Regions from separate parts of the Mus musculus genome. Here regions 1, 2 and 3 are each linked to region 4. A link is a loop called in an ENCODE intact Hi-C map of the cell type or tissue named here. Cell type or tissue: left cerebral cortex. All regions are shown on one strand. Links, peaks and the distances in the headings refer to the core of each region. The heading gives the core; the rest is flanking DNA. Region 1 has its middle 46 kb from the start of Gm24471. Region 2 has its middle 70 kb from the start of Gm24471. Region 3 has its middle 58 kb from the start of Gm24471. Region 4 has its middle 72 kb from the start of Cartpt.

Evidence for each region. Peaks named below come from ENCODE experiments on the same cell type or tissue, not always from the same donor. Only the 100,000 strongest peaks of a DNase experiment are listed, where the experiment ranks them.
Region 1: it touches region 4 in a loop (12-fold over the local background); 3 of 42 quality-filtered maps call a loop at or near these places.
Region 2: it touches region 4 in a loop (12-fold over the local background); 5 of 42 quality-filtered maps call a loop at or near these places.
Region 3: a loop joins it to region 4, with 3 times the contacts of the local background. A loop is called at or near these places in 2 of 42 quality-filtered maps.

Annotation. Positions count from the first base shown.
Region 1 is chr13:99,735,181-99,742,838 of GRCm38, reverse strand. No RefSeq gene overlaps it. Among named protein-coding and RNA genes, the nearest start is that of Gm24471, 46 kb to the right of the region's middle. In left cerebral cortex, for the core only: no CTCF peak of the experiment used is centred there; a DNase peak (open chromatin) is centred at 3,256; H3K27ac peaks cover 696 bases.
Region 2 is chr13:99,758,928-99,766,585 of GRCm38, reverse strand. No RefSeq gene overlaps it. Among named protein-coding and RNA genes, the nearest start is that of Gm24471, 70 kb to the right of the region's middle. In left cerebral cortex, for the core only: no CTCF peak of the experiment used is centred there; a DNase peak (open chromatin) is centred at 4,551; H3K27ac peaks cover 496 bases.
Region 3 is chr13:99,631,008-99,638,665 of GRCm38, reverse strand. No RefSeq gene overlaps it. Among named protein-coding and RNA genes, the nearest start is that of Gm24471, 58 kb to the left of the region's middle. In left cerebral cortex, for the core only: no CTCF peak of the experiment used is centred there; a DNase peak (open chromatin) is centred at 3,931.
Region 4 is chr13:99,825,324-99,832,981 of GRCm38, reverse strand. No RefSeq gene overlaps it. Among named protein-coding and RNA genes, the nearest start is that of Cartpt, 72 kb to the left of the region's middle. In left cerebral cortex, for the core only: no CTCF peak of the experiment used is centred there; DNase peaks (open chromatin) are centred at 2,739 and 3,272; H3K27ac peaks cover 559 bases.

The DNA of each region.
Region 1 (7,658 bases), core at 1,881-4,380, 90 kb after region 4:
TGGAGTACAGTGCAGTAAACTGACACACACATAGCACGGTCAAATAGGGATAATTAGCATTTCTAGCTTCATTTACCATTTCTTTGCATTTGGAGCCTGTGCAATGCTTTCTTTTAGTCCTGTGTAAAATGCATACGCTGTTGTAACCATGGTTACCTCTGGTGCTGTTGTCTGGGTCTAACTGTAGCTAGTTATCCTGTAGTCTTCCTCTGCCCCTCCCCCACCCCTTTCCTGCCTTCTGTGGCCACCATTTGACTTTCTTCTTCCAAAAGGTCAGGATTTTTTTTTTTTCTAGTATCCACATATGAATAAGGAAGTGCAATGTTTATCTTTTCCATGGTTGGCTTATTTCATTTAACATAAAATCTTCTAGTTCTGTTTATTTGCTTTTTAAATGTGATGTGGCAGCCATAAAATTTAAGATTATAACAGCGCTCCAGTATATATTTCTATCAGATGGCAACAACTCTAAACCAAGGTAGATTTTTTTTTTTTAAACTCAGGGTCATACATCACCCCAAGTCAGCCCTCAGAGTGCCTTTCTGGGCAGATTGCATAGTTGATAATCTGGGTTTTCATGTTTGGATATTTCGCCATGAAAGGGGAGAAACAGAGCACCATGGTGATGACCTAAAGAAGGACCAGATGCCATGTGACATCCCAGAAGACTCTCAATTCTGGCGTTGGTTCAAAGGCATTCTCAAACTTAGCTCAGTGTTCAAAGCACTGAGAAAAAGCCAGGAAAACTTTACTTTAAGATCAAGGCAGTGAGTTCTTAGAGATCTATTGATGGGGTCCTACTACCTGGGAGCAATGGCTGGGAGCAAGCACAGCCTGGGCAGGAGCTCAGTCAATGAAAACACACAATTCACTTCTGCTTTTGTATCTCCAGTCACACAGCAGCGAATCTGAATGGTCTGATTCATTCTTATTGCTTGCTGTATCTGTGTTGTATACCAAGGTCCCTGCCCTTTTAGAACTTGCATTCTGGGGGCAATAGAAAACAATATACAATAAACAAATAAATATGGTAATTTCAGATTCTATTAGGTTACAGGTTGGCTGCTATTACAGGGAATCAGATGATCATGGCTTAAGCAAGAGAGAATCTAATTTCTTTCTCATATAACAATCTGGAGGTGAATAGTCTAGGGTTGGACTGGCAGCTGTCTGGTGTTAGGAATCCGGGGTCCTTCTACCTTGCTGCTCTATTGTAGGTCTGGGGGGGTGGTCAGCAAGGTCGAAGGTGGATTACCACATCTTCGGCTTTACATTAAGATAAGAGAGGAAAGGATGGGGATGTGGATACGTCCCCTGCTCCCTTTCTTCTCAGGATACAATTTGGGGGTTCATTACTCCATTCATATTCCATTGACTGGTACATAGTCACATGACTATTCTAGAAGTAAAGGGGTTGAAAAAGGTAGCCTTTTCATAAGAAACCAGAAACAAACAAACAACAAAATAAAAAACCCCATAGAAAAACTCGAACCCAGCTATTGTTTAAATAACACTTATTGTGTTTGTTCTCTGATAGTTTCAAAGAGGATATCCTGATTACCGTAACCCTCACTCTTTCTTCCACGCCGTCATCCATCCTCCTCCCCACACCCTCACTCTCTCTTCCACCCCATCATCCATGCTCCTCCCCACAAGTCCCTTTACTACATTTGCTCCTTGCTTTGTTGTTTGTTCGGGGACCCATTGAGTTATGTGAGCATAGCTTTGGAAACATTCACTGTAGGTTCATGGACTCCTTCAGAACTGAAGACAGTGATTACCCTCAAAATCCAGCTGTTTCTAATAGCTCAGCAGAGAAGAGTAGGGCCCTATGAGCCCCTTTCTGATCCATGATTCTCTGATGATAGGGCCTAGACTTATTGAGACCCGTTGCAAGTCCCCACCGATGCTGTGAGGTCGTTCCCAGGAGAGCACCGTTTCACAGCCCCGTTTGTTATCCTCCTGCACTTACATTTTCTTTCTGCTTCATCTCCCATGAGAGCCTCAAACTTTAGAGGCGTCTTAGTTTGGGTTTTATTGCTGTGAGGAGATACCATGACCAAGGCAACTCTTATAAAGGAAAACGTTTGATTGGTTCTGGCTTATAGTCTCAGAGATTTAGTCCATTAACTCATGGCATGAGATTTAATCATGGCAAGAAGCAAGGCAGCATGAAGGCAGACATGGTATTGGAAGAGCCAAGAGTTCTATATCTTGATCTGAAGGTAGCCAGGAGAAGACTGGCTTCCACAGGCAGCTAGGAGGAGGCTCACTTCCTCACTGGGCAGAGATTGAATATAGAGACCTCAAACTCCACCCCCACAGTGACACACCTCCTCTAACAAGGCCACAGCTCCTCCAATAATGCCTTACCTCCTAATAGTGCCAATTTCTATAGGCCAAGCATATGCAAACCGCTACAGGACATCTTGGTTAGGGTTTGGGATGCAATTATTTTTAGCATCTTGACCAGCCCTATGTCTCTGAGTTCACCACCTATGTTTATTACAGAGTTTCTAATTATCTGGAAGGGTAGCTTGTTTGTTTATTTGTTTGTTTGTTTGTTTGTTTGTTTTGAAATAAAGCAAGAAGAAAACAGCTTCTGAGAGGGCAACCAATGCTCCTAGCACAACTACAGCTGCTGTCCTCACAGTGTCAACAGGAGCACCGTACAACCATAGAGATTGGAAAAGGGTTTCCTTGTGATACAGAGGCACACCACTGCTGTCAGGCAAGACTCTCTCGGCAGAGAGATCAGTGTCAGTTTCTTTAAACATAAAATCCTAAGAAAATATCCAGTTGCAGATGATAGAATGTGAGAGCTGTGTGGTGACTTAGCTTTCTGTGGCTGGAGAAAACAAACAGCTCAGAAAGAGGAAACAGGTTTGCTCTGGCCCACAGTCTGGGAAGACTCACTCATGGTTGTTTGGCCTCTTTCCTTCGGGACCTGCCATGGGTGAAGCAGCAGATGGTGAGGGCAGCATGTGGCAAAGTTCTTTACTTTATGGCACAAAAAAGAAGAAACTGAGGTCCTGCAGTCCCCTTTAAGCACATGCCCCAGTGATGGAGCACCCTCTTGCCAGGCCCCACTACCTTCCAATGGTGCCATGGGCTGGGGACTGCCATGGGCTTTTGAGGAACATTGAACACTATAGCAAGTGAGATTTTCAGAAGCCCAACGTATTCCCTTTCTGACTCATCCTTCAGACACAAAATGAGGAGGTGGTGTGCAAAGAGTGTGGGTGGTAAGTGTTGGGCAACTTATCACAAGTGTGCCAGAGGGTGTTGTGAGCTAGTGTTGGAACAGAAGCCAGAAGTTAGACACAACTCCTCATGGAAAGTCTTCCAGACCCAGGTAACAGCAGATGGAAAGACCTAATACTAAGACTGGTCCTCATGGCTCTAGAAATGAAGTTTCCCAGGGCAGATGACTGGTCATGAGCAGAAGAGGAAAAGAGGAGGGAGAGCTTTCACACTCAGCCCTGTAGGGAGCTGCAGAGTCTGTCTTCTTCCTCTAGCCTCCAGTGGTTGCCTCTGGCAGCTTTTCTGAGTTGCTCCAAGCTAGAGCAGTGAACAGGGACCTGGCGTCAGCTTCTCAGTTCATGATCTCCTCCTTTGTATCCACTCATTTTCTTTATCTGCTTATGGGATAAAACTCTTGGGCTCCCTCGCACACCTTCCTCCAAGGGCTGTCATCAGGATGAGATGAAAGAGGAAGCATGGGGATGTGTGTCACAGTCAAGGTTAAGTTCTGGAAGAGGAGGCACAATGCCTGAGCCAGTAGGATCTGGACTGTCATTCCCATGGTTGTGTTTGCAGCTTGTGAGTTTCCTTAGCATCCAGGTCTCAGCAGAGATCTTGACTTTTAATTTTGAACACCTTTTTGTTTCTCAAAATATTGACTAATCATGGCTTTGTTTGTTCTTGTCAAAATAGGTTGCTTAAAGCTGGGCATGGCACCGTACCCCTGATCAGCACTTGGGAGACAGCAGGAAAATCAGGTCAAGTTCATCCATCCTTGGTAACACAGCCAGTTGTAGACCAGTTTGGGTTACATGAGAGTCTAGTTCAAAAAACCTAAGCCACCAAACAACCAAACAACTAAACCACCACCAACAAAGCAAGTTCTTAGGTATTTTTAGACGACTCTTGTTAGAGATTCTGCTCCTTGGTCTGGAGTATGAGTTGGTTAAAAACTTAGGCCTTCTGCTTCTTTTTTGAATATGAATACAGAAACAGCTTCACCCAGAAGCCACCATTTGCTGAATTTTTCACACCAACCTGAACATACCTACTGTTCGTGCAGTATGCTCTCTCCTGGTCGCATGCAGAATTTTGTTTAGCTGAGGTTCTCTGGGACCATTTTGCATGAATATTATTTCCATTCCAGGAGTAATTGGGAGTGGTCAGACAACTTCCTTAATGACTCCAATTGCAACCCAGTTTTCAATTATTTGCATATTCACTTGCATCGTCCTATCCACTCACTCCTCTCCACCCATTCTTTCATTGAGTGTGACCTCCCTGCCCATGGGGGGCATTGTTGGCCAATATTGGCCCATGCGGGCAAATGGAACAGAGATCGTGGATGGGAGGAGGGGGTGCCAGAAGTCCTGTGAGCATGTATAGTAATGAAGACACCCCGGGACTAGCTGTGGGGAGGCAGATCAACTTTACTTGAAGTGATTCAAGGTTATATAGTTTTGGGTTAAGGGGGTAGGAATATCCAAGGTGGGCAAATGTCATTGGCTGAAAGCTTAAGGTATCGAGATGCCTCGTTAGCATAGTGAGGCATTTCAGGAAATCTCAGGTGTTACCTGAACAGGTTCTTACTGGGAGAAAGGAAGCTTAACCTGCAATCTAAACTAAGGTTATAGGACACTCTGCAGGTAGAGGTGTTATGGGTGAAGGTCAGAGAAGAGGCCCCTGATAGTAAAGGGAGACCTCCATTTTATATTGAGCCCTGAAGGCTATACAGACACTGGGAAACTTCAACCTTAATTAGCAGGGCTTTTTCCACTGTTGAATTTTTGTCCTTTGAGATAGAATCTTCTGTAGCTCATGCTGATGTCAAGAATGACGTCACCATACTTACGCTTGCACTTTCCATTGTGCTGGAGTTAGAGGAGGGCCCTGTCAGCATGAGATCCATTGAGCATCTTCTATAGCCAAGTTTCATGGAAGTATGAGGCACACTACAACTACAAAGATGATGAAAAGCTTGTCTTTGGTCCCCTGAGGTCTGGTCCATGTGATATCATAGAGCAGGGCTCTGGTGGCCATGAGAATGAAAGGGAAGGATGGCTGCCCAGAGGACACTCTGTACTCAGGACTGGGGCAGAGGGAATTCTTCTTATAAGCTAATTTATCAGAATTGAAGCCTGAAGCATAAAGGGGTGAGAGGGAAAGCTTTCTGAGTCGAGGGAACATCGAGTACAAAGCTGTTTCAGGGTAGAGAATTTGGCAGGCTATGGGAACTGCAATCTGTTTTAATAGATTTAGAGCACAGAACACAAAAGGGGGCAGAGAGTGAAAGAAATGATGCCCGTAGGAGGGAATGTGGATAGAGAATCCTATCAGTCATGGCCATGAGTTTGGGTTCAGAGAGTTTAAAGCAGAAGAGGGGCAATCAGAGACTCAGAGTTTGGAAGCTTCTTCCAGCCTTGGGGGAGAAGCCAGGCTGAGGGAGGCAAGACTCCCTGAAGTAAGAGAGCAACTGGGGATCACAATGAAGCCCTGCAATTAAGTGGAGGTCATGACAAGGAAGCAGGCAAGTCAACACTGAGGAAGAGACACAATGGCAGCCTGTGCTAGGTCAAACGTGATGAAGCTGAGGTTGAAGGAGGTTTCCATGTCCTGGGTGTTTGTTACCCAGGAAGGGTGACGGATTTGTAGGAGGAACCACTGACTTCTCACTAAGTCTCACCAAGTGACAAGTCTAGGTAGAAGTAGAACTTTGGGAAAACTGGGGGAGTGAGCTACTTGGGAGAATGAAAAGAGAAAGGCAAGAAGAGAGAGGACCACAGAACCCTGGGCAATCTACATTCACTGAGGATCAATGGCAGAGTGACTGAAAAGGAACCGTGTTGTCAGGCATGGTGTCACATGCCTATAATCCCAGAACTCAGGAGGCAGAGACAGGAAGCCTGGGTGTTCAAGACCAGCCTGGGCTACCAGGGAGAGAGCCTCTTTAAAAAATGACCTAACAGAGGAAACCAAAGGAAACAGCCAGAAAAAAACAAAAGAAAACCTCGAGTCCTGTTGCCACACCGACAGGATTCAAGGCTTTACACACTTCTAGAAGGAGGGGTGCCCACTAGACCATGATGGAGAAGCTCCTGTCTTACAGGGGACTTTCCTGGTGGAATAAGGAGTAGAAGGTGTGTCAGGAAGCTGATGGAAGAGTCTGTAGTTGATGCTTTAAAAATCTGGTTCAGAGAGAGAGGGAGAGGGGGGGGGAACTGGAGAGGAAGCCAAGAAAGGTTAATTGTTCAATGGCTCTCAGTAGATTAATGTTAAATCATCCACAGATGGTGTTCTAAGCACTAGACATGAAGAAATTTAAGACAATCCTTTTGAGTGCTACAATTTAGCCAATAAAACTTCAGAAATACATGGTCCACAGACCTTGTGTTTGCTAATAAATGATACCTGGAAAAAAAGTGTACAGGGATTGAGGTTAAACTAGCTCTGGGTTTAGTCTTGCATCTGTTCCTTCCTGGTTGTATGACCTTGGGCCTGTTATTTCATCTCTTTAAACTTCAGCCTCCTCATCTGTACATGGGGGAAACTTACGTTTCTTGGAGGTAAGGTTTATTAACTCCACCAGGGTAAAGGGTTCGTCTATACCAGCAGTTCTCAGCCTGTGGGGGTCAATCAACCCTTTCACAGGGCTGGCCGAGACCATTGAAAAGTGCAGATATTTACATTATAATTTATAACAGTAGCATAATTATAGTTATGAGGTAGCAATGAAAATAATTTTATGGTTGTGCGTCACCACCACATGAGGAACTGTATTAAAGGGTGGCAGCACTAGAAAGTTGAGAACCACTGGTTTATATTATTTAGCACTCTATCTTCAGCAATAAGCATAGCATGCCAAAACACCTGGCCCACAGAGAAAGCCATGAGGCATCTAATGAATGAATCCATGATTGAAGGTATGCGGAAAAACCCGGCATGGAAGGGTACCCTCTAGAGGGTTGTCATTCTTCCTTGCTTCTCTGAGACTTGTTACTCAATTCATGAAGATGGAATAAGAAATTATCAAACAAAATACTCTTGTGGGCCATAAACCACTAGGCAGGTATCCTGTCCCAACCATGTATCCCTTGATGAGTGAATTCGGGGGCTGGAGAGTGGAGGCTAGCACTGACCAGGGCAGGCCATGGGCTTTCCTGTGCAGGATGTGGGGAGCAGCAGGAAAGTTTATCAGTGAGACTGATAGGCTATCTCAGGTGAGAGATATGGGCCAGCAACTTCTAGCTCTGGCCTGTGAGTCAGTGGTCTGGGTCTACTAGGTCTTGTCTGTCCTCGGGAGCTGGACTTTCCCTGTCCATGATTAGATTCAAAGGGCAGCAAAAACAATTTAAAAAGAAGAAAGGAGGCCCTTTACTTCCTTGTTAACTCTTGCATGGCTAAGTTTTTTTTTAAAG
Region 2 (7,658 bases), core at 3,151-5,650, 67 kb after region 4:
GTATGGACAATAGCACTGTCCCTGAATCATGGTCACTGCATTATGGCCACCAGAGAGAGAGAAGCTTCTCAATTAGATACAAAATATTTCATAGCACCCTCATCTTCCTTTGATTTTCTAAAAGGATTTTGAAAGACAAATCTTTCTTTCTTTTCTTTTTCTTTTTTTAAAGATTTAAAGTACTTAAAAAACACAAACCAAACATGCAGTCTTTGGCACCATGTCACAAATCTTAAAGGTCAAATTTCCCTTGTCTACATTTAATGTGATGAGGGAATGTGTTGGAACCAGGCTACCTCTCCTCTCCCTATCCTGCTCTGTCGACCGACCTCTGTGCTGGTAAACACCCAAGAGCACAGAGCACAAGAGCACAGAGCCAGGGTAAGGAGCCTGTTGTCTGCACTCTCACAGCCCAGGGAACACTAAGTAAGTGTTAAAATCCACTCGGTGGTGGCACTGATCCAGCCTGTGTTACGGGGAGTCTTGAGAGCACAGTGGTTCAGATTTCAGCCAACCCCTGTGCTCAGGGTTTGAAGCAGAGATTTGTTACATAAAAACTAAGGCTCTGGGTAACCACTTACCTCCGTGTCCTTGTGTGTAAGATGATGACAAGAAGAGACTCTTTCTCAGAGGTTTGATATGAGGGTCAGATGAATTCCTCATGTCTGCTGCTTATGCTTTGGGCACAGTGGTGGTAAATAGTATACTATTGTGTTTGGTGCGGCAGGAACTCAATTGTTAAATTTTCTTCTTGAAGAATCTTACACATGCATGTAATGAGGTTTGGAAGAAAGGGGGAAATCAGGATTAACAGCGCCACAGACTGTGTTCTGCACAATAGTAATTTTCAGCAGATGGCATCCTCGATGAAAAGTGATTTCATTAAGGAAAGGGTTTACCCTGTGCTAGGTGAGGCTCCTCTTTCCAGCCTCAGGAGTAAAATTTCATCAGAAGGCCCAGCCTGGAGATCAGCACGGCTGATGGCAGTGTCTCTGTGGGGCAGAAATGGGACTCAGTGGATCCTGAAAGACGAATTGAAGCTAAGGGGTATGCTTTTTGCAGATGGGACTGGACGGCAGAGCCCAGGTTAAAGTTTTCTGATTCCTTCTGTTGCTCATACCTCTGCTTCTAGCCTACTGCTGAAGACTTGGTAGTGGGTGGCTTTCTCCTCCTTTAGCTGATTGTGAGGAGGGAGGCCCTTTAACCAGGGCTATACTTTACATAGCACTCTCCAGATGATAGAGTTGGTGCCGAGATAGAGTTTAGAGAGTAAAGCAGGGTGAACAATCTACGGACACGGTACCGGTTACAAAGTGGATGGATGAAATGGACAGGGGAGCCACTAGGAAAACAAACTTCCTTTAGCTCTCAAATCCCTACTGCGTTACTGTTTCCTCTGTGAGGTCCATGGACAAGCCGCCCACCGAAGCCCAGACAGGATCTACCATTCCCAAGTCTTCCATTTTTAAAGTGAAAGTGCAGGTCCCTGCTGGGTACTTGTGTCATCTGGAGAATGAATTTATTCATTATCATGATTTTACAAGATGGGAGAAGCCATAGGCTCTTGCGAGGGTGGGGTTGGTAGTTGCCCAAGGCTCTGTTAACCACAAAAAGTGTTTCTTCATGATGGGTGGATCATCTGTGGTCGCCTCTGCTCTCCTAGTGTCTGCTGCCTTGGAGCCAGGGCTGGAAACAGGAGCTTGCTAGAAGGTGTTGGAGGCTGGGTGGGAGGGGTAGGCAAATGTCTCTGTGTACACCCAAGAGGACTTCAGAACTGGGGGACAATGACTTTTGGGTGAACCCTTAAATCCTGGCTTCATTCTTTTTTCTGTTTATACAGAATAAAAGTTAATGGTGTAATCTTATGTCACAAGGTTGAAGGGAGATAGAGAGGGAGGGGTTGCTTTCAGGATGCACTTTGGGATGTGAAAGAGAAGTGAGAAGGAAGTGGGGGGGGGTAAGAGGAGAGGGGAAGCATCTAAAGCTCGGGCCTCCTCTCCTCTGTGGAATTGAGAGAGACACTGGAGCCCCTGGAGCCTGCCCTCTCCTGCACCACCTGGGCCTCGCACAGTGCTTGGCAGCCAGCTTGGCTCATTAGCATTTCACAGCCAAGGGGCAGCTCACAGGATGTTCTCTACAGATATTTCGATTGCTGGATTAAAAATGGTCCCAGGGCATGGATTAAAATAATCCCAGGGCATTCCTGGCCCCTATTCTTCCATATGGCCAGGCAGAGGCCTGACTTCTTCATTCTGAAGAGGGTTTTGTCAAGGTCAGATGCCGATGCAACACCGGAAACGCTTTCATCATACCTGTCCCTCCCCTGCCTTTCCTGCCTATTTTCCCTTTCTTCCTCTTTCCCTACAGGCTTTGCTTTGTTCTATTTTTCAAATATACTGATTGCTGGAAGAGAAACAGAGCCCAGGGACCAGAAACAGTGCACCTCTGCAGGCCAGACTCTGCCATTCTGAGACCAGATGCAAGAGATGTCCCTGAACGATGAGCTTCTCGTGCTAATGGAATGCGGTTGTCAGGGACATCTGTGCATCCATTTTCTCTTGCTGCTCCACAAATTTAGTGATTTAAACCAGCTCCAAGTAATTTCCTCTCCGTTCTGTAAGTCAGAAGTCTGGTCACAGCATCATAGACGGATCCTCTGTGGTGTCTCTCTGATGTGGGCAGGCAGTATTTTCTTTCTGGGAGCTCTGGAGCTGCTCTGTTTCTTAGAGAATCCAGGCTCTTGGCTGAGTTTATTTCTTTGTGACTTGGGTTCCTAGTTTTGTAAGACTCTGGGGAGCCTTAGCTTACCGGGGACCCCTTGGAGTGAAACACGTGGAGCTGGAATCGATGCAAAAAGCAAGAGGAATTTATTGTTCCAGTGCACTGGGGTCATCCCAGACCTGAAGGAGAGGTGACACCCCCCAACACCCTTTCGGTGAGTTTTCATATGGTTTCCAGGGGCAGAATAGAGCATCAGCAACTAGGCACAATATGATTGGCCAAACAGTGCACCCTTTAAACTGATTGGTCTTTAGGGAATGAGGTGACAAGGACTTCCATTGTCTGAAGGTGAACAACACAGAGTCCTGGAATGTGTTCCATCCAGCTGGTTGGTTCTGCCCTGTTTTCTGAGAAATGATCATTAGCCTCAGAGGGGCAAGTGTTTCATGACCTTCCCCAAGTTCCTGAGCTGACCTTTTCAGTTTCTTGATGGCTGCAGACTCTCGGCTTGCTAAGACTTTGGTCTTAAAGTCTCCCCTTTCCAGGTCAAGCTTTCCATGTAGCCCCTCCCGCAACAACAATGAACGCCCTCTCGTGCTTCCAACCTCTGACTTTACATTCCTGCCGAATCTCTCAGGCCTCTAACTAGAGGAAGTTCTCTGCTTTGAAAAATGTTCATAATTAGAGAATCTAGGGTAATTTTCCATTTTAAGGCACGGATTGATAGCTGCATTCCACCTTAAAAGGCCCTCTTATTACTGTAGCAGATGCACATGCTGAATCTATGGATTCAGGTTAGACGTCTGGGAGGGGGAATTTATTTTGTCATTCAAGACATTATAAATAATTCACCAACTGCCTTAAAGCCCAGAGGTGGCACATTGCTGCAACCTTTTCTGAGGAAGCCTTACATTTCCACTCATTGATGGACAGGGCCAGCTAGAGAAGAAAGGATTCTGAAGCCATAGGCAAGGGTGGGCCAGGGAGAGCTTTGACCCTCAGAGAATCAATGTCTTCTTCTGAAGCCCAGAACTTCTAGATCTACCTTTTCACTCAAGATGGCCACAGGGACATGGAGAAGTGACGTGAGTTGGCCAATGTTGATGGGCCCCAGAGATAAATGTGAAGTCTGAAGGGGGCTTTTCAGAATGTGAAAACGGTTGGCCTGTTTGCACTGAAGAAATAAATAACTGTTTTTCTTGGCATTGTGTGTTGACAATGATGATGGTCTTTCTATAGAAATTTATAAGTGGTGGCCAGCAAGAAACACTCCACCTTATTCTTTTTTTTTTTTTTTAAATATTTATTTATTATTATATGTAAGTACATTGTAGCTGTCTTCAGACACACCAGAAGAGGGAGTCAGATCTCGTTACGGATGGTTGTGAGCCACCATGTGGTTGCTGGGATTTGAACTCTGGACCTTCGGAAGAGCAGTCGGGTGCTCTTACCCACTGAGCCATCTCACCAGCCCCACCTTATTCTTTCAGTGCTTGGGTGTCATCATAATCAGATTTCATTATCATTCCTTGACTTGACCACAATCCTTGCTTCAGGGTCAGAAGAAAATGTGGAGCTCACAAACCAACTGTTCTGGAGCTCCAAGGTAAGAAATCTGGCTAGGAATTCCACATCCCTGCGCCTCCTCCACTCCGAGTGGAGGCAGACATTCTCCGTGGCTCTATTCAGATGTTCAGGCAGTGAGCCTGGTCCACAGGGAGACTGGCTCACTATTCAGGGGCCCCCTTCGCTTGCCAACTCTTCTCACCCTGGTCTCCTCTTTTTCACAGTCTAGAGACACCTACCTCCGTGGGATTTACATAAGCCTGAGCAAAGAGCGCTCCAGCTAAGAATATATCCACCCCTCTCCCTGGGCAACGTGCCTGAGAGGTGTGAAAACTGACTCACTGCACCTCTGACTCAATGAACAGACAAATGTATGAAGAAACTCCTGGATTGATGCTGCGGGGAGAGCCCAGTCTTTTTAGCACAGGAAGAAAGAGATGGCTGTTACGAAGTCAAGTCCTAGAGGGTAGAAGCTTTTATTTAAGCACTCTCTCTCTTGCTCTCTCTCTCTCTTTCTTGAATGCTTCAGACAGCTTTAGCAAGTGAAGGTTTTCAAGTATCGAGTGAGGCACAGAGAGGATGGGAGACTGAAATAGGAAATGCTCAGCATAATCTTATCAGCAGCAGTGCACGCTGGCTGTGGGATTTGTCTGGGCAGTTCAGGCTTGGATGGTTTTCCCACACACCAGAGACTCCCTGATTGCCAGAGCGTGAAATGCTAAGACCTGTAACTCTAGGACCAGTTCTTCTGGGCAGAAAGCCATAGCCTACAGGAGAACCATGGTATGTGGCAGCCCCGTGAGCAGCCTGAGGTCTTCAAGATCTCTAGATGCCTGTTGTAGTGTTGTCCATGGAAGGAACCATGTCCATTTCTTGGCCCTCATGACAATGTCCCTGATAGGTATGGTCATTACCAGTTTAGTTTTCTCTAGGTTGAGTTTCTCCTGCCTTTGCCTGCAGAAAGGTCTCAGGTATTGATCAGTTTTTTTCTTATACTTGACAACTGAGACACAGGTCTAGCAAGGACATGGAGAAGTGTGTACAAACAGCCAGTGTCCATCAGTGATAGCTTGCTCTTTGCTAGTTGATAGCTGCAGCTTGGACCATTTAGTTCTAAGGGAGGCACTTCTGGTTACACATCCAATAGCCAATCTTACTGATCTTAGCTTTCCTGTTTCCATGGTGAACAATGCCACCTAAAGCAACTTGGGGGGATGGGTGGGGGGACATTATTTGGCTTACATTCCAGGTCATAGTTCATCACCAAACTCTAGCAGGAAATGAAGAATCGTTGCTTAGTGGCCCACTCCCTCTGACTCTTGTCAGTCAGTTTTATTATACAACCCAGGGCCACCTGGGACTCTGGCACTGCTCAGAGTATTGAGTAGCATACCATTTCTCTACCAATCAACAGTTACAACAGTACCCCACAGGTGTGGTCACGGGCCATTCTGATCTGGGCAATCCTTCAACTGACACTATCCATCCAGGTGATTTCTGGTTGTGCCAAATTGGGCATAAAAACAACCAGGACACCTCCTTCTTCCTTGCTGAAGGACTCAACCTCCTGCCAACATTGAAGTTGGATTGTAAAACCCTAGGCGCTTCCTGGGATCGCTGACTTTGTGAACCTCAGCTTCAGGTCTTACTAACTGTGACCTCTGGCAAGTCATTGAACTTCTCTGTATCCCACTTCCTCATCTGTGATTGGATGTAACACTTCCTGACGACTGCACTCTGCTCCATATTACTCCTTAGGTAGAGTTTCTGACCTACTGCAATCACAAGCCAGTCCCTACTGCGGCTCAGGTACAGACACGTCAGGTGCTACTGACCCCGTGGATGGAGGAGAATGTCTGTTGAGGAGCTTCTGTCCATCTCCAGTGCTTTGTCTGCCTCTTTGTGATGTCTGAAACTGCAGAGGCTATTCCAATCCAGAACAATTTGATTTGGGGATGCTTTGTTTATGGGATAATAAGCTGTAACTCTTTTAGCAGCTATGTTCAAAACCATTCTAAGTGGTAGACCTAGTAATGACATAGAAAAGCAGTGCATTTAAGCCACACAAGGATTCATATGATATTTTGCTTTAAATTTTTCTAAAACTCAAATTGTTTTACATTCACAAATATATATGTATATATGAAAAGCTTATAGTGAAAAAAGGGGGCATTCATGTTCCCAGTTCTCAGGTTAGCTAGCTAACTACCACTTTCAGTCTTTTATTTGCCTTCCCAGAGATTTCTGAAAATAAACACAAAGTAAATGTAAGCAAGATACAAAATTGCTTACCCTCGTGGTAATATAAACATTACAAAGCTATACATCATCTTGTTCCTGACTTTATTCACTTATGATATTTTGGTAATAATCAGATATTCCTGAGTAACATAGAAAGAATCACTGTCTTCGGGTGATGAGGAAATGGCTCTGCAGTCAAGAGCATCGGTGGCTGTTGCAGGGAACAGAGGTTTGTTGCCACATCCCATGTAAGGCAGCTCACAACTGGCTGTAAACACCACACACACACACACACACACACACACACACACACACACACACAAATACATCTTTAGTAACTTAAAAAAAAGGTGTTATTACAAAATGCTGCACTGAGTTAAACTAGCTCCTTTCAGCGAGTATCCAGGTTCCCTCCCATCTTGATTGCACTGTTGCAATTAATAAATGGTATGCTCACTGTTCTGTGGATATGCAAATATGTCTGTAGAGAGAATTCCCCAAAGTGGAATTACTGCATCCCAGAGCACATCCATCTGCAGCTTTGGTAGCTATTGCTAAATTACTGTCCATATGGGCCATGCACATTTATACTCCCGCCAGCAAGGTACGAGAGCGTCCGTCTCCCACAGCCCTGGCAACAGGATATCAGATTTGGGAAGGTTGCCAATTTTATGGTGAAAAAAATGGCTTTTAGAGTAGTTTAATTTGCATGCATCTCATTCTGCGTGCAAAAGAGCACTTTAAACATATTAAGAGCGATTTATTTATTCTTTGCATTGTCTTTATAACATTTCTCTGCTTTGCGAGTGAGTTATGGGTCTTTTTCTTACCTTCTCCGGGGCTTTTTACATACTAACAAGGTTATCATTACTGTCTGCAATGAGTTATATCTTCTAGTTTGTCCTTTGTGGTTTATTTTAATTATATGAGGACTTAATTTTTTTAAGTGGAGGCTTTAAAATTTCCTTTCGTTATAGAGGTGGATTTATCAGTTTTATTTTCGAACTTCATGTTCTGTGAAATTATGAAATATTTCAGCCTATTCATCTATTACCTTTGATTGATTGGTTTTTATTAAAGATTTCATCCATTTGGAAATTACCAAGAGGTGTGGGATGATATTAGAGTTT
Region 3 (7,658 bases), core at 2,761-5,260, 200 kb after region 4:
CCAGGAGTTGGGTATTGCTTTGACAGACATGACCAGATTGTTTTGGGGAGCATTGTGAAAAGAATTTGAAACTTTATGCTGGAAGAGTCGTTGAATGCTTAAAGCTCCATGACCTTGGAGACTCGTGAGAGCAACGTGGACAACAGAAGCCTGGTTTGTGAAGATTCAGTGGGAAGTTAGGTGTTGATTTAAGACTGTCAGGGCCATTATGTGGGACACATCTATAGTCCTAGTACTGAGGAGGGTGAGGCTAGGCTACATGGCAAAACCCTGTCTCAAAAAAGTAAAATTAAAAAATAAAAATAATTAGGTGCTTTATTTTTAAGACATTTCAGTATTAGAGTATGTATATATATATATATATATATATATACATATACATATACATATACATATACATATATATACGTATTTATACACACACATATATATTTCATTCATTATTAGCAGCATATTTCCTTTACTTGTGCAAATGTTCATTTAAAGAAACCTGCTCTCTCAGCATTGCTCAGTTTAACATCTGTGCCCAGGTGGATTAAGTTTTTATTTTCTTCATTTTTTTTCCTTGAATCTTGGTTACAATTTCCTACTTGTTTGTTTGTCTAGTGATTTTGGATCGAAATCTAGACCGTATACTAATACATAGTAGCAAGTGTGTGATTTGTCTTATGAGCAATTTTTGAAGTGGTGAGACTAGCTGTTTTTATTGGCATTTGTTTTTTGTTTGTTTGTTTTGGTTTTGTTTTTTGGTCTAGACTAAATGGGAAATAATTGTCTCGAGTACAATGTGAAATTGTTTATATCTCCGCTATAATTAAATTCAAAAAACACACATGCCATGCATAGTGTGGTGTAGTAAATAACTAATAATGAGACTGTATTCTGATACATTAGCTATGTAATTCTGAATCTTTACCCACCACTGACACCTCCACCATCCTAGGGCCTGATGGACTGCTTGGTCTGAGTACGAAATACGGACTAAATGCTTGTGCTTCCCCTGCCCAAATGTTGAAATTCTAACTCCATTGCTATGACACTAGGAGGGGAAACCTGTAAGAGGTGAGTGTGCCAAAATCATTACAATAACTTATAGCTGTGCACACCACATGAATAAAATTTCGAGAGCTTGTCTAGCAACTCCAGAGTAGAGAAAACATCCCCTGGTGATAGATCCGTGCAAGCACGCTCATGCGAATCCCACAGAAGGTCATAATAGGGGAACACATTGTCTTAGCCAGGGTTTCTAGTCCTGCGCAAACATCATGACCAAGAAGCAGTTGGGGAGGAAAGAGTTTATTCAGCTTACATTTCCACATTGCTGTTCATCACTGAAAGAAGTCAGAAATGGAACTTGTCTTAGTCAGGGTTTCTATTCCTGCACAAACATCATGACCAAGAAGCAAGTTGGGGAGGAAAGGGTTTATTCGGCTTACACTTCCATACTGCTGTTCATCACCAAGGAAGTCAGGACTGGAACTCAAGTAAGTTAGAAAGCAGGAGCCGATGCAGAGGCCATGGAGGGATGTTCTTTACTGGCTTGCCTCTCATGGCTTGCTCAGCCTGCTCTCTTATAAAACCAAGACTACCAGCCCAGAGATGGTCCCACCCACAAGGGGCCTTCCCCCCTTGATCACTAATTGAGAAAATGCCTTACAGTTGGATCTCATGGAGGCATTTCCTCAACTGAAGCTCCTTTCTCTGTGGTAACTCCAGCTGTGTCAAGTTGACACAAAACTAGCCAGTACAGAACTCAAGCAGGTCAAGGAGCATGAGCTGATGCAGAGGCCATGGAGGGATGTTCTTTACTGGCTTGCTTTCCCTGGCTTGCTCAGCCTGCTCTCTTATAGAACCCAAGACTACCAACCCAGAGATGGTCCCACCCACAAGAGGCCTTTCCCCCTTGATCACTAATTGAGAAAATGCCTTACAGCTGGATCTCATGGAGGCATTTCCTCAACTGAAGCTCTTTTCTCTGTGATAACTCCAGCTGTGTCAAGTTGACACAAAACTAGCCAGTACACACATCTAGACATGTGCACAGGAGACCTCAGGGTGCCTGTGAAATGAGAAAACCCAGAGAGCTGGAGAGGTTTTTGGAAGTATGCTATGGAAAGCCTTCCTTATTAGAAGGCATCTTTTGGACCATCTGATCAAGTAGGAATCAATAGCAACAGTGAATTCTCTGAGGATTCGTAGCATTTCCCTGTGGGCTCCTGTCACCATGCCAGGCCCATAGCCAAGAATCCCACTCCTGTTGAAAGGCAACACATGCATGAGCTTGTATACAATCTGGCACAGAGTGATTTGTTTGGGAGTTTTGTTTATCTGTCATTCATTTGTCCATGGGTTTATCTAAGAACTCAATGACCCTCTGCAGCTACAAAGATCCATTATGTCCAGCTACAGAGTTGGACAGGCCCAGGTGAGGTCTAAGATGGGAATGTTGCAGCTCCATACATATGTAGAGCTAGAGGGCCCGAGTTGATTATCTCATTCTATAGGGTTGCAGCATCCATCTCTCAGCTCCTACCAGTGGCTACAATGAGGACGTTGGCTGAAGAAGCAGGAGGAAGGCTTACTTGGTGTATAGCTGGGTTTGTTCAGTATGAGGGCAAGGGAGCTACCTGGAAATGGGGCTATAGCACATAAATCTTTAGGGACAACCTTAATGCAGGAAAAAAACTGTCTTAGTAAGTGATAACTTTATTCATTTACTTTGAATGGAAGGAATAGCTTCTTACACGCATTCGCGACCGGCCAGGAAGAACGCAGCAAACCGGAATCTTCTGCGGCAAAGCTTTATTGCTTACATCTTCAGGAGCCAGAGAGCAAGAGAGCAAGAGCTCTATTGCTTACATCTTTAGGAGCCAGAGCGCAAGAGTGCAAGAGAGCAAGAGCCAGAGCAAGAGAGAGAATGGCGAAACCCCGTCCCTTTTAAGGAGAATTATCCTCCGCCTAGGACGTGTCACTCCCTGATTGGCTGCAGCCCATTGGCCAAGTTGTCGTCACTGGGAAGGCAGAGCACATGGGGTGGAGAACTACCCTTGGCACATGCGCAGATTATTTGTTTACCACTTAGAACACAGGATGTCAGCGCCATCTTGCAACGGCGAATGTGAGGGCGGCTCCCCACAATAGCTTTTGATAAGTATGCATAGATATATGTTCGTATAGCATACACATAGATATTCTTATAGTAAATGTTACATATGCTTTCTTACATCATAATATGTAAGCTATAAACGTTTTAAATACAAGGACAGAGACAAGACTGAATAGGGTAGAGACTCGTGGATGGATACACTGGATTGAGAACAATGTATGAAGTATTTGTATCATGTTTCAACACTCTCCAGGAAGCATTCAACAGAAGGACCATTGAATAACAATGTAAACAAAATGATTCAGTTAGTTGACATTATCTGTCCCTCCTCACTAGAAACGTGAGTACATAAACACAGTTGCCATGGTGGCAGAGGTGGGAGCATTTGTTCTCATAACCCATTTCACAGAAAACAATTGGTGGAAATGGGTCCTTGACCATGGCAATCACTGGCAATGTCACTTGCCACATTAGGAAGTGTTCAGCATACAGTGGCCTCATAGGACACAGGAATGGCTACTGACAGCACTGCTAAAATCACAGCATGGACACCTACTGGATGAGACCAGTCTAACTACTACTGCTGCCTCCCAATATATAAGCCAACACCAGCCAGTGATGTTTATAAGCCTTACACAGTAGCATTAATAGAAGAGACCAACTGGTCACTTGATGGAAGGTTTTTCCCTTTGAGATTCTCCCATCTTGACAGGGACAGTAACTTCCTTCATGTCTATTCTGTTATGGGCGTACATCTCCTGGCTGCCTAGCTTCAGTCAGCCCCATGATTCAGAGGAATGACTATATGGTTTTGGAAGGCTTGACAGGAGTTTGGGGACCCACATAGCACAGCTGTTAGGGAACCCACTTCCTAGTAAGAGCTGTATGGTTGCAAGCTCAGATGGTACAACACATCCAGTCACATTCCCTCAAAGCATGGGGGAGACCTAATGACATCATACCTGAATTAGCTTAGAGTCAAGGTTGCACAAGGTTGAGCCCCATGGGTACTGCTCCTTACACCGCTGTGTCTACACTAAATCAGAGACCTATATAGGACCATATGGAAGACTAGCTAATGAAAACTGAAGGGTGAAAAAATAAAGTGGCTCCATTTACCACTTGATACCATGATGGGTGGACAAATCTGGTGCTTCACATGCTACAACAGAGCACCACATCAGCACAGCGCTGTCTTATTAGACACAGCGCAGATGTCCCACTAACCCTAAGTTGTGGCTGTTGCCGTAGTGACCATAGACTTGTAGGAAAAGGAACCATTATCTTGAAGAAGCAACTAACTAATAAGAATGTGGAGCTGTTCTCTCATATTCACGCATGAGGAGAGCACTGTGGAAGCCAGCTGATTCACTTAGCACCTCCTGGAAGTCAGCCTTCGACGTGGATGGACATATGTACTGAACTTGGCTTGAAAACTCTACTCCTCAGTAATGGGTTAACCACCTCAAGAGGCAAATTACCATCTCGTGCAAAAAGGTTAGCTGAGAAAAAGAAAACTAAGATAGAGAGTGAAGAATTGTGGTAGCGTGGGTTCATTGTTGGGTCCCAGGTTCTGCCTCGCTTCACCAGCAGTGTCTGGACATCACCAATTCACTGGCACAAAGAGGAGATGATGGAGTCTGCAGCCCACTTTTCCCTTCAGGGTGTCAGACGCCAGCCACTACATGCCAGACCAGAAGGGGAAAGCAGGATCTGGGATGAATGTTGTGGTTCCCAGTCTCCTCTCTGGATACTCAGGTGACACTGATTTATGCCTGGAGAGGAATTCAGAAACAGGGGTGCATGGTCCATGTTTCTCCACGGGGCATCTGCACACCAGGCAAGAAGGGGGAAGCTGAACCCAGGAGGAGCAGGATCTGATGTGATTGGGAGCATGTGCCAAGTAGTGGAGGGGCAGGAAAAGAGAAAAGGCCTTCTTCAGGAGTCTTGGTGTCAATGTTGCCGCTCTTTTAGGTGAAGCCCTTCCCCATGGTGATCTCCAGTGAAGCAGGTCACTGAGACAATCTTTGCTTATTCATATTTCTTTATTGGGGGGTGAATGTGAACACATACACTTTATTCAGGGCAAACGAGGGTAAAGGGTATGAGAATATCCAAGAAGGGAAGGTCATTGGTTGGAAGCTAAAGCTATCTAGATACCTCGATAGCATGGAGAAGAACACTATGATACATGACTGAATGCCTGCGGCCCTCTCAATTGGTGGCTGTGGTTATGTGTTCCAGAGCAGGCATTGAAGGCTGGGTAGGGGCAGTTCCACTCCACCAATCTCAGATCTCTGAGATTTGTAGGGTGTGAGCATTCCCACTTCACCAGTTCTTATGCCTGTCTGGTAGGGCGGTTCCACGTGCCCCACAAAGGATGGATAGGATGGATATACGACATGCCGTCTGTTAGCACCTACAGCTACTGGCTGTCATTTCCCCTTAATTAAGCCCTACCTTCTGTTTTCTCTTATAGAAAGGGGCCTGTAGCTTCTTCTGGAACACACACAGAAAACTGTCTCTGTACAGCGTAGTAGGTGTGATGGCCGCCTTGGAGGTGCACTCCGTGGCTGTCCTTGTAAAAGAGGCTACTGTGGGAAGCAGTTGATGGACATCTTCTAATCACCACTCCTCTGTGTTCACCATAGCTTCCTGTCTAGTTATAGCTCCCCTGGGCTGCTGCCAGCCATCAGCTAAGCATCATGGGAAGGGCCACAAGAAGTCCATTTTGGCCCAATGCCAAACACATTCAATCTACAACCCTTGCTCAATGGCTCTTTCAGCTTAATCAAGACTGACTTAGAGCTCTGCTGCGATCCGAGAAGCTCTGGGCAAACTTTTCTTGCCTCTCTCCTGTTGCAGATGTCAAGCCTGCACTTCAGCCTGAGGGTGTCTCCTCTTCCTCATGTTCTCTCAACCTTTATCCTCCATAGATGCTCCCATAGTAAATCCTCCCCCATATCTTTTGTAAAATATTAGTTTTACATTTACATTTTAAAACTTATTCGTTTATTCATTTATTGCTTCCATGGGGGAACGTTTCTGCTGCTGCACATATATGGAGGTCAGAGGACAATAGTTGAGGGGTTGGTTCTCTTCTTCCATGGTGTGGATCTGGGGACCAAACTCAGGTTGTCAGGCTCAATGGCAAGTGCCTGTTCCTACCGAGCCACCTCATCAGCCCAGTCTATTGTAAGAAACTTCACTGCAATAAGAGGTGAAAGAACATTAATTCAAAATAAACTGAGCTGACAATGTGTTCCCTACAGTAGCCAATAACAACGTAGAACAATGTTGTAACAAGAAAAGGGGACCCGGGGGGAAAAAGGGGAGGGGAAAAGAGACCTGTGCCCCGCCAGAGTTTCCCTATTCTCTGGTCAGTCAGGCGTGGGAGGGCTGTTACCTACCCTTTCCACTCATCCCTGGGTGGGCATTCCTCTATCCTACTCTTCAGGGGGTGGCCAAGGGGCAGCCCTGCCTGGGGACCCCGGAGCTACCTTGCTAAAGCCCCAGGGTTATAGGAGAGAGGGATGAGGGAAGAGGTTCCCAACACCTGCAAGAGTGCACGCAGCCTTGATGGAACAGAGACTCTCTATGGTTTAAGAGCTTTATTATAGAAATGCAGGGAGAAAGAGAGCAGGGAGAGAGAGGGGGGTGGCTAGAGAGAAAGAGTAAGAGGGAGAGAGGGAGAGAGGAGAGGAGAGGACAAAGAGAAAGGAGAGAGAGAAGACAAAGAGAGGGGAGAGAGAGGGCGAGATGAGGGATAAGAGGTAAGAGTAAGCAATAAGAGAGTAAGAGGGTGAGGTGGGGCTGAACATCCCTTTTTATGGTCTTCACTGTTGCTAGGTAACTGGGGAGGAGTTTAGCCTGAAGGTCAGAAGCTTGGGCCATTGTCTATGTGACTACTGACCATGCTTCTCTTGTGGGGCTGTGGGGGACGGTAACTTAGGCAGGGGCCAGAGTTCCAGGAGCATGAGGGAACGCTTACCGAGTCATGTAGGTGAATTATGACCATCAGGGTTCAGACCTCAGCTCGACTGGAGACCAGCTGCAGTTCCCCACAGAACAAGAGCTTTTTAAGTTTACATTTCTCTGGCTGGTTGATTGCTCTGATTGATTGATGTATAGACATGTAGGCACACGCGTGGACAGCGTTCAGGATCTGGTTCATTTCTTCCACTGTGTGAGAGCTGGAGGTTGAATTCTGGTCCTCTGTTTGAGCAGCAAGCACCTTAACCCACTGAGCCATCCCACCAGCCTGTACATAGGGTTTGGGTTTTTTGGGTTTTCTTTTAAGCCAATTAATAAAGTGTAAAGAGATAATTTTAAAATGATCAGTCAATCTAAGAGAAGACAGGGAAAGAAAAAAGAAGGAATTGAGAGAAAGAGAGTACAAATAAATAGAAAAGTAGCAAGATGGTAAAGTTAAGCCCAACCATATTGATAGAATATAAATGGATTAAATACTCCAATTATACTACAAAAACTGTCAGGTTGGATAAAAGGAAAATAGGCAGCCATATGCTGTTTGTGAGATGTGTGCTTGAAA
Region 4 (7,658 bases), core at 2,065-4,564:
TAAATGATCTTTTCCATTTTGATCTCTGAAGTATTCTAGGAATATGCTATATATAACAGATACTTGTATTTAAAGCATTAGCACTGGTTGAACTTGACATGCAGGGTGATGCTTTAAAAATAACCACAGTCTCTTCTTTTTCTAGTTGTGGTCTTTGATGTTCCAGATGGGTGCATCTCTGGGGTGGATTTCAGTTGGCTCTAGGGTATTTCTGAGAGATGTGCAAATTCCTCACACTCTTCAGTTAGATTCAGCTAACATGAACTGAGCATTAACTGTTCATCAAGCAGACGTGCTGGATAGAGAGGGCAATAAAAATGGCATCTAGAAGGAGTTTAGAATTAACAAGGACCAAGAGCTACAGAGCAGTGTAAGCAATAAGGGAAACCAAAACAAGAGAGGAGAAAAAAACAGACAAAAAACTGTGTTCCAAGATAGAGCATCATGAAACCAGGCTAAGGTCCCCAGGTAAGGTGGCAGCAATGAGTGACATCAACTGCCCGAGACGTAACAGAAAGCTCAGGTCTACATCAAGGGAGGGTCAGATTTGCAGAAGGGCTTTGTGAATTTACAACATGGAGATTAACAGGAAGAATCCTTTTCTCTGAAGTAGACAACATCAAAGCTTCTCTATTGATCTGGGGCAAATAATTACAGTGGCCCTGTAAGAAGAGTTGATGGACTCCCAACTACAAGTCCAGGTCTGATTTATGAAACCTCCCTTGTCTCCAGTACATGGCCTCAGGACACAGCAGCAACTAATAACATTTAATTAAAACACATAAAACAGAGCATCAATGACAGCATGTGTCAAAATCAATAAAATGCTAATTTCTAAAGATTGTACTTATAAAGAGTCCATGGGGTCAGTGGCAAGGTATTACACAACAAAGAGCCTTTGTGAGAGGCTAGCTTCTATTTTCTGGATCTGACATCTTGACCTGGAGATGCCCTGGTTCAAATCCCTCATTATTCAGAAGATGTACAGAGCTATAGCGAACAGAATTTTATAAAATAATTTGGGCAATAATCTAGGTTTTAGATTGACATTCTTCATTCCTCCAGTGAGCCCCAGTACTTAAAAATATTAAGTTATTGTTGCTATTATGACTATTACTATTATTATTCTGTATGAGTTATACATGGTACCACAGTGCATGTGGAGGTCAGAGGACGACTTTTTGGTGTCAGTCCATCCTCTATGGGAACTGAGGATTAGACTCTGCATCCGACTTCTGCAGAGGTCATCACACTTCTGCAGTAAGCTCTTTTACTGGGTGAAGCATCTTATCAGTGTCATCAAGAGGGATGCCTCAATCCCCTAGCTTAAGTTGATGGAGGGAATCTATTCAGAAGATATACATTTTCTTGTAATATACTCTCTTCCAAGATTGACTGTCTAAAGAAGTGCTTTTTAATTGGCAAGCTGAAGTGTGGTATTTCTAAGTAGAATTGCTTCATTGTGCCTTCGGGTCTCCTCCCAAAGCAATCCCAACTTTAGACTCGGAATCTACTTTCTCTTCCCAACACAAATTCTCATGGGGCAAGAAAGACTCTTCATGGTACAGATGAATCCATGTGGAACATAATTTAGTTCTTCAAGAACTGGAATTTTCTCCCTATCCAAATGAGACCACTTGGGTTAAGTGTTGGAAACCTGATTAGATTTTGTGGAGTTAGGATTTCCTGAGGTTTCCATCAGTTTGAAACACATGGTCTAAATTTTGGTCATGCAGTTCTAGAAATTGATTTTTCTTCTTCTTCTTCAAGAAGTTGCTTGGCACTGGTACCTTTAAGTCACATGAAAATGGGAGATGTTCCAAGTCTTAGTCACATCTGTACACTTTGGTGGAGTTTTATCAAATCACAGTGGTGAGTCACGTTTGGAGTGCAGAAGTGTGGAATGGAAATGATCACGGATGTTTAGACTTGAAAATGCCCAATTTCTAATTGGACTGAGTCAAAAATTACCTGGTTTTCCCTCCGCAAGTGCTAGAAAACAGGCTCCCTTCAGAGCAGCATGGCATGGGTCCCCACTTGTTTGTTTCTTTGCTGGAATTCTGGGAAGTAACTCTTTTTTTTAGTACTTTTTTTAAAAGATTTATTTATTTATTATATGTGTGTACACTGTAGCTGTCTTCAGATACTCTAGAAGAGGGCATCAGATTTTTGTTACGGATGGTTGTGAGCCACCATGTGGTTGCTGGGATTTGAACTCAGGACCTTTGGAAGAGCAGTCGGGGGATTTGAACTCAGGACCTTTGGAAGAGCAGTCGGTGCTCTTAACCGCTGAGCCATCTCACCAGCCCCGGGAAGTAACTCTTACAATGCAAAGTGAACAGCTACTATTGTGTTTAGAGTTGGTGAACTGATGAACATGGAAAACCAGGGAGTGTTCTACAGATCAGGTATAATCAGGATCTCTTCCACTTTCTGGGTAGAAGGGCATTGGGCTGCCAATCTTGTTCAAACAGGGAGTGACTAAAGGGCTTACTCTGCAGCCGAGCTTGCGTAAAAAAACTTCTTAGAGATTTATTTTGTACTAAGCATGAGTCATTTGTTCCCCAGAAAAACCCTGTAGTTGTTAGTGATTCTGTAGACTTCACTGATCTGAGTGTCAGCTGAGACACTCTAACTTTGTTCAGGCCATGAAGAAATAGAGTTGGAGCAAGCATAGTCTGACTCATAATCTGTGTGCTTGACTACTGGACGTCTCTACCTCTCAGCTGTGAGCATACTGTCTGTGACTTATATTTTGGGCCTCTCTGGAGAAACTAGTACAGATGTGGGCGGTACAGTTACTTGTGCTGGCTCATTTTTTTTTTAAATGTCAGTTTGACACAAACTAGAATCATTTTGGAAGAGGGAACCTCAACTGAGAAAATACCTCCACCAGATTGGCTTATGGGCAAGCATATGGTACATTTTCTTGGTTGCTGATTGATGTGAGAGGGCCCAACTCTCTGTGGGCAGTGCCACAGGCTTGTGGTTCTATTTCTATAAAAAAGCAATCTGAGCAACCCCAAATGAGCCAGCTTGTAAACAACACTCCTCCATGACCTGTGCATGAGTTTATGCATCCAGGTTCCTTCTTTGTGTTCCTACCCTGACTTCCTTAGATGTTGGATTATAAGGAATAAGCTGAAACAAACGTTTTCCTCCTTAGGCTGACTTTGTTTTGGTATTTTATCATAGCAATAGGAACTATAACTAAGATGCTTGTATAAAGGTTTTAGTTTCCAGTAATTACTGCAGAGTTTCCTGTGTAGCTGGAGACAGAATGACGCTAAGCAAATCTGCCAAGGCACTGAGAATCTGCTGGAGTTACTGCTGATAAAGGCAGGAAGAAGAGCTAAATGCCTATGCTCTGGTGCCTTGTGTTCGAACAACAGAACAGACCAGGTCTATTGGAAAAGTGGAATCTAGTTGCAAGGGAGCCTGCAGTAGAGACCTATATGGCCTATAGAGTAAAACCTATATTGAACTCAGAGGACACAAGAGTTCCTTGCTTAGGAATATTAGAAAGGCCAATTAAAACTATTCTTCTTTGTGACTAACAGTTTAAGTAGCCAAAAGAGACTGTATACTGAAAATAAACAATCAGTGGCTGAAAGAAAATCAGCTAATGAGATTTCAGTGTCTGGAGAGCTGGTGGGCATATAGGGTTGCAGGTCAACTTTGAGCATGAATGCCAAGTTAGGAGTTACAGGGGTTTAATCCTACTCAAGTTCGAGGAAAGTATTTGTGTCAGATTAACCAGGCTCTGAAGAGAGTTGATTAAAGAGAAAAATGCCAAATCACTTGAAAAAAAAAAGTTCTTAACTGTTGAAATAATACATGTTAATTATTTGAAAAGAACTTTATAAATAAATTCCTTCATTATACCAGGAATCCAGTTTAAGTGCTTATTGTGCATCAGATATGGGTAAGGCAGTTGAGATTCAACAAGAACAAGGTGGATAATCAGCTGCCCTTCAGATGCTCAAGTTTTAGCAGCAAGGGAGGTGGTGATATGGTAATATAATGATTGTGTGAAGCAGACAACTAATATGGGAGAACATAAGGCCTGTGGGGGAAAAATGGCACAAAATAAAGAGAAAAGAGAGCCGAGGTAATATGGAAGGGGCTGAGGTCTAACTGGAAAGGGTGGTTAGGGTAGATCTCTTTAGAAAGATGGCATAGAGAGAGGCTTTAGATACAGTCGGGTAGGATGTTAGACAGAGTCGGACCAGCACACCAGCTCTGGGGTGAGGAAACTCTTCCAAGGATCAAGTGAGCCAGGGAGACAGCACACAATGATGAGGTCAGAGAAGCAATGACTACAAGAACATGCAGAAAACAAGGGTCTCCTGCTGGAGGGTTTCCAGCAGTGATACAAGAGAACCTAGCTTTACATTTAAAAAATCTTATTCTAGCATCTACAAGGATTAGATTGTTGAGGGGAAGGGGAAAAGTAGTGAGACCAAAGAGGAGGCTCACACAGTAAGCCAAGTGAGAGAGGATGGCGGTTTCTGACACTTGGGTCAGGTTGGAAGTAGTGGAGACAGAAAGTAAGAGAGGTATTGTCATCTTGGAATATCTTGGTCAGAGCTGGCAGGATCACTGGCAGACATGTAGGCTATAAAAAGGAGAGAAAAAAGATGAACCAAGTCTTCTAGATAGAGCAACAGGGAGAAAGACGTTACCATCAATAGTGATGGGTATGACAGCATTACGGAGGGAGATATCAGTGGCTCAGTGGTGGGCGTGTTGAGATCAAGACCTTGAATGTAGATGTTGAGTAGGTAGTTGGATGTGTGGAGCTGGAGTGTGGGAGTGAGGCTAGGTTGGGTTGTTGGATTTGGACTGGGCTTTGATGGGGTTATCCAAAGAATAACAAATATCACCAAATCCTATCACTTAGAGATAGCCAAAGTTAATATTCTAGTAATTTTAATTTCTTCTTCAGATTTCACTCACTAGTACAGATTTAAGTAACGCACACCTTAGTTTCTGACACAGTAACGCTTCATAGTAAGGCTGCTAACATTTAGTGGCATATAACACACATTTGCCTCTCCTCCTCATGGGTCTGTGTGTTGGCCGAAGTGTCTTTTCTTAGGCTGTGGTTTGATCGGCTTGGTTGAAAGTCTCACTTGGTGTCCTTCCATTCCACTTGTCTTGCATTCCTCTTGGGTCAGCAGCTTCCAAGGACATATTTTTCTTGTGGTGTTGGCAGGAATGCAAGCGTGGAAACCGACCCACATAATGCCTCTTAAGGGCTTGGTTTGGACTGACGGATTGTCACTTTTGCCTATGTTCCCTTAGTCAAACAAGTCAGATGGCCAAACCCACGATTAGTGGAGATGGAAAGGATACTCTGCCTACCCAAGTGCACGGCAAGGTCACATGGCAAGGGAAAAGTGGAAAACTACTGTAGGATCCAATGTAAGCAGTATATTATAAAACTCGAAACATAGATTCTTATTTAAAGTATAGATTTGGATAATCATATGATATCATGTACACTATTTTATACACAAATTTATTCTAAATATATTGTACATTTTTTCTGTATATATGTACATATTATTTTATTTTATTTTATTTTATTTTATTTATATGAGTACACTGTAGCTGTCTTCAGACACACCAGAAGAAGGCATCCGATGCCATTACAGATGGCTGTGAGCCACCATGTGGTTGCTGGGTATTGAACTCAGGACCTCTAGAAGAGCAGTCAGTGCTCTTAACTACTAAGCCATCTGTCTAGTCCCATATGTACATATTCTAATGCCTGCAACAGATTTTATCATATGGACATACAATAACTTATTTAATGGATCTCCTCTTTATGGACATTTTGATTATTCATGATCTTGCATTAGTACAAGTAAAACTGAAATGAAGATTTTTCTATTTACATCTTTGAAAACGTTTGTGAATTTTGGTTCAGATCAATTTCTAAAAGTAGAGCACAGGGTCAAAGTGTAAAAGGGCACAAATACTGAACCATTTTGAGTAGATGTTATTCACAGACCTTTGTGTCAACTTGACACAGCTGAAGTTATCACAGAGAAAGGAGCTTCAGTTGAGGAAATACCTCCATGAGATCCATCTACAAGGCATTTTCTCAATTAGTGATCAAGGGGGAAGGGCCCATTGTGGGTGGGACCATCTCTGGGTTGGTAGTCTTGATTCTATAAGAGAGCAGGCTGAGCAAGCCAGGTGAGGCAAGCCAGTAAAGAGCATCCCTCCATGGCCTCTGCATCAGCTCCTGCTTCCTGACCTGCTTGAGTTCCAGTCCTGACTTCTTTGGTAATGAACAGCAGCATGGAGGTGTAAGCCGAATAAACCCTTTCCTCCCCAACTTGCTTCTTGGTCATGATGTTTGTGCAGGAATAGAAACCCTGACTAAGACAGTTGGTTAGTAAAGACAGAGACGTCTTTGCATGTGTAGGGGCCAACTGATAATTCCTTTTGCAAATTGGTAGTTATGTTTTTATTTCTATGGCAGACTATGACCCTACCGGGGCTATTAACATATTTCAATTTTGTTGAAATAGCTAGGATTGCTTTAGAATTATAGGATGCATCATTTCCCCATTACTATTATAACCAATGGTCACAAACATGGTGGCTTTAAGAAGCATAGATCCATTCTGTCCCTGTCCTAGAGACCTGGAGTCCAAAAAAATGCATCTGCTGAACTAATGAGAAGGTCTGTTGAGCTGGTTGTCCTGGGAACTCGAGGTAAGAATCTTTCTCCCTCCTTTTCTGGCTTTTATGTTTTTTTTTTCTGCATTCTCTGGCTTGTAGCCCCTTACTCAGGTGGTACCAAACACCTATCTCTTACTTCTTCCTTTGACCTGCTGGCCTTCCTTCTCACCCTTGTGATTAAGGAAAACACAGAGCCCTACAAAGATCAATGAAATCCATTTTCTATAAAATTAATTTTCATAGAGTATGGTTGATTAGGTAATACTATCTTTGGCAAACAATTATTTAACTTTCTAAAAGCATTTTATTATTTTTGTTTAATGTGTGTGTGTGTGTGTCTATGTGCATGCAAGCACAAGCATGTGTCTGTTTGTCACATGCTGGTGCCTGAAGAGGCCAGAAGTGTCCCCTGGAACTGAAGATACAGGCTATTATAAGCCACCCAGTATGGGTGCTAGGAAATGAAGTTGGGTCCCCTGGAAGAAGAACATGCAGCCGTCTCTCCAGTCCTTCCTCAACAGCTCTTTGTTTTTGATAGTATAACCAACTAGCTATTATTTTTCTTTATAATCTCTTGTTTGCCACCCTCCCCCAAAGCTTTCCCACTCCCTTTCTGCATCTAAAGTTTATTCTACGATGTTTATAGTTTTGGTTCTTTATGCATTTATTTGATTATAGCTAAGTCAGTGATTCATTTAGAATTTACTTTGGCCCATTTATTTGTTTTCCAGCCTGTCTTCTTAACACATCATGAATAATCTGTATTCTCTCCAGAGATCTGAAATGCTATCTTTATTATGTCCAATTCCACTTTGGAGTTCACTTTTGCGTTTTTAATCTGAGTTTTATGTTTTACTTTTCTATCTCTTTTTTCTTATATGATTATCAAAACATTTTTACAAGTCATAGATTGTATCTAGGAAGTCAAATGAGACTGCTCATTATTCCTTTTCTGACTT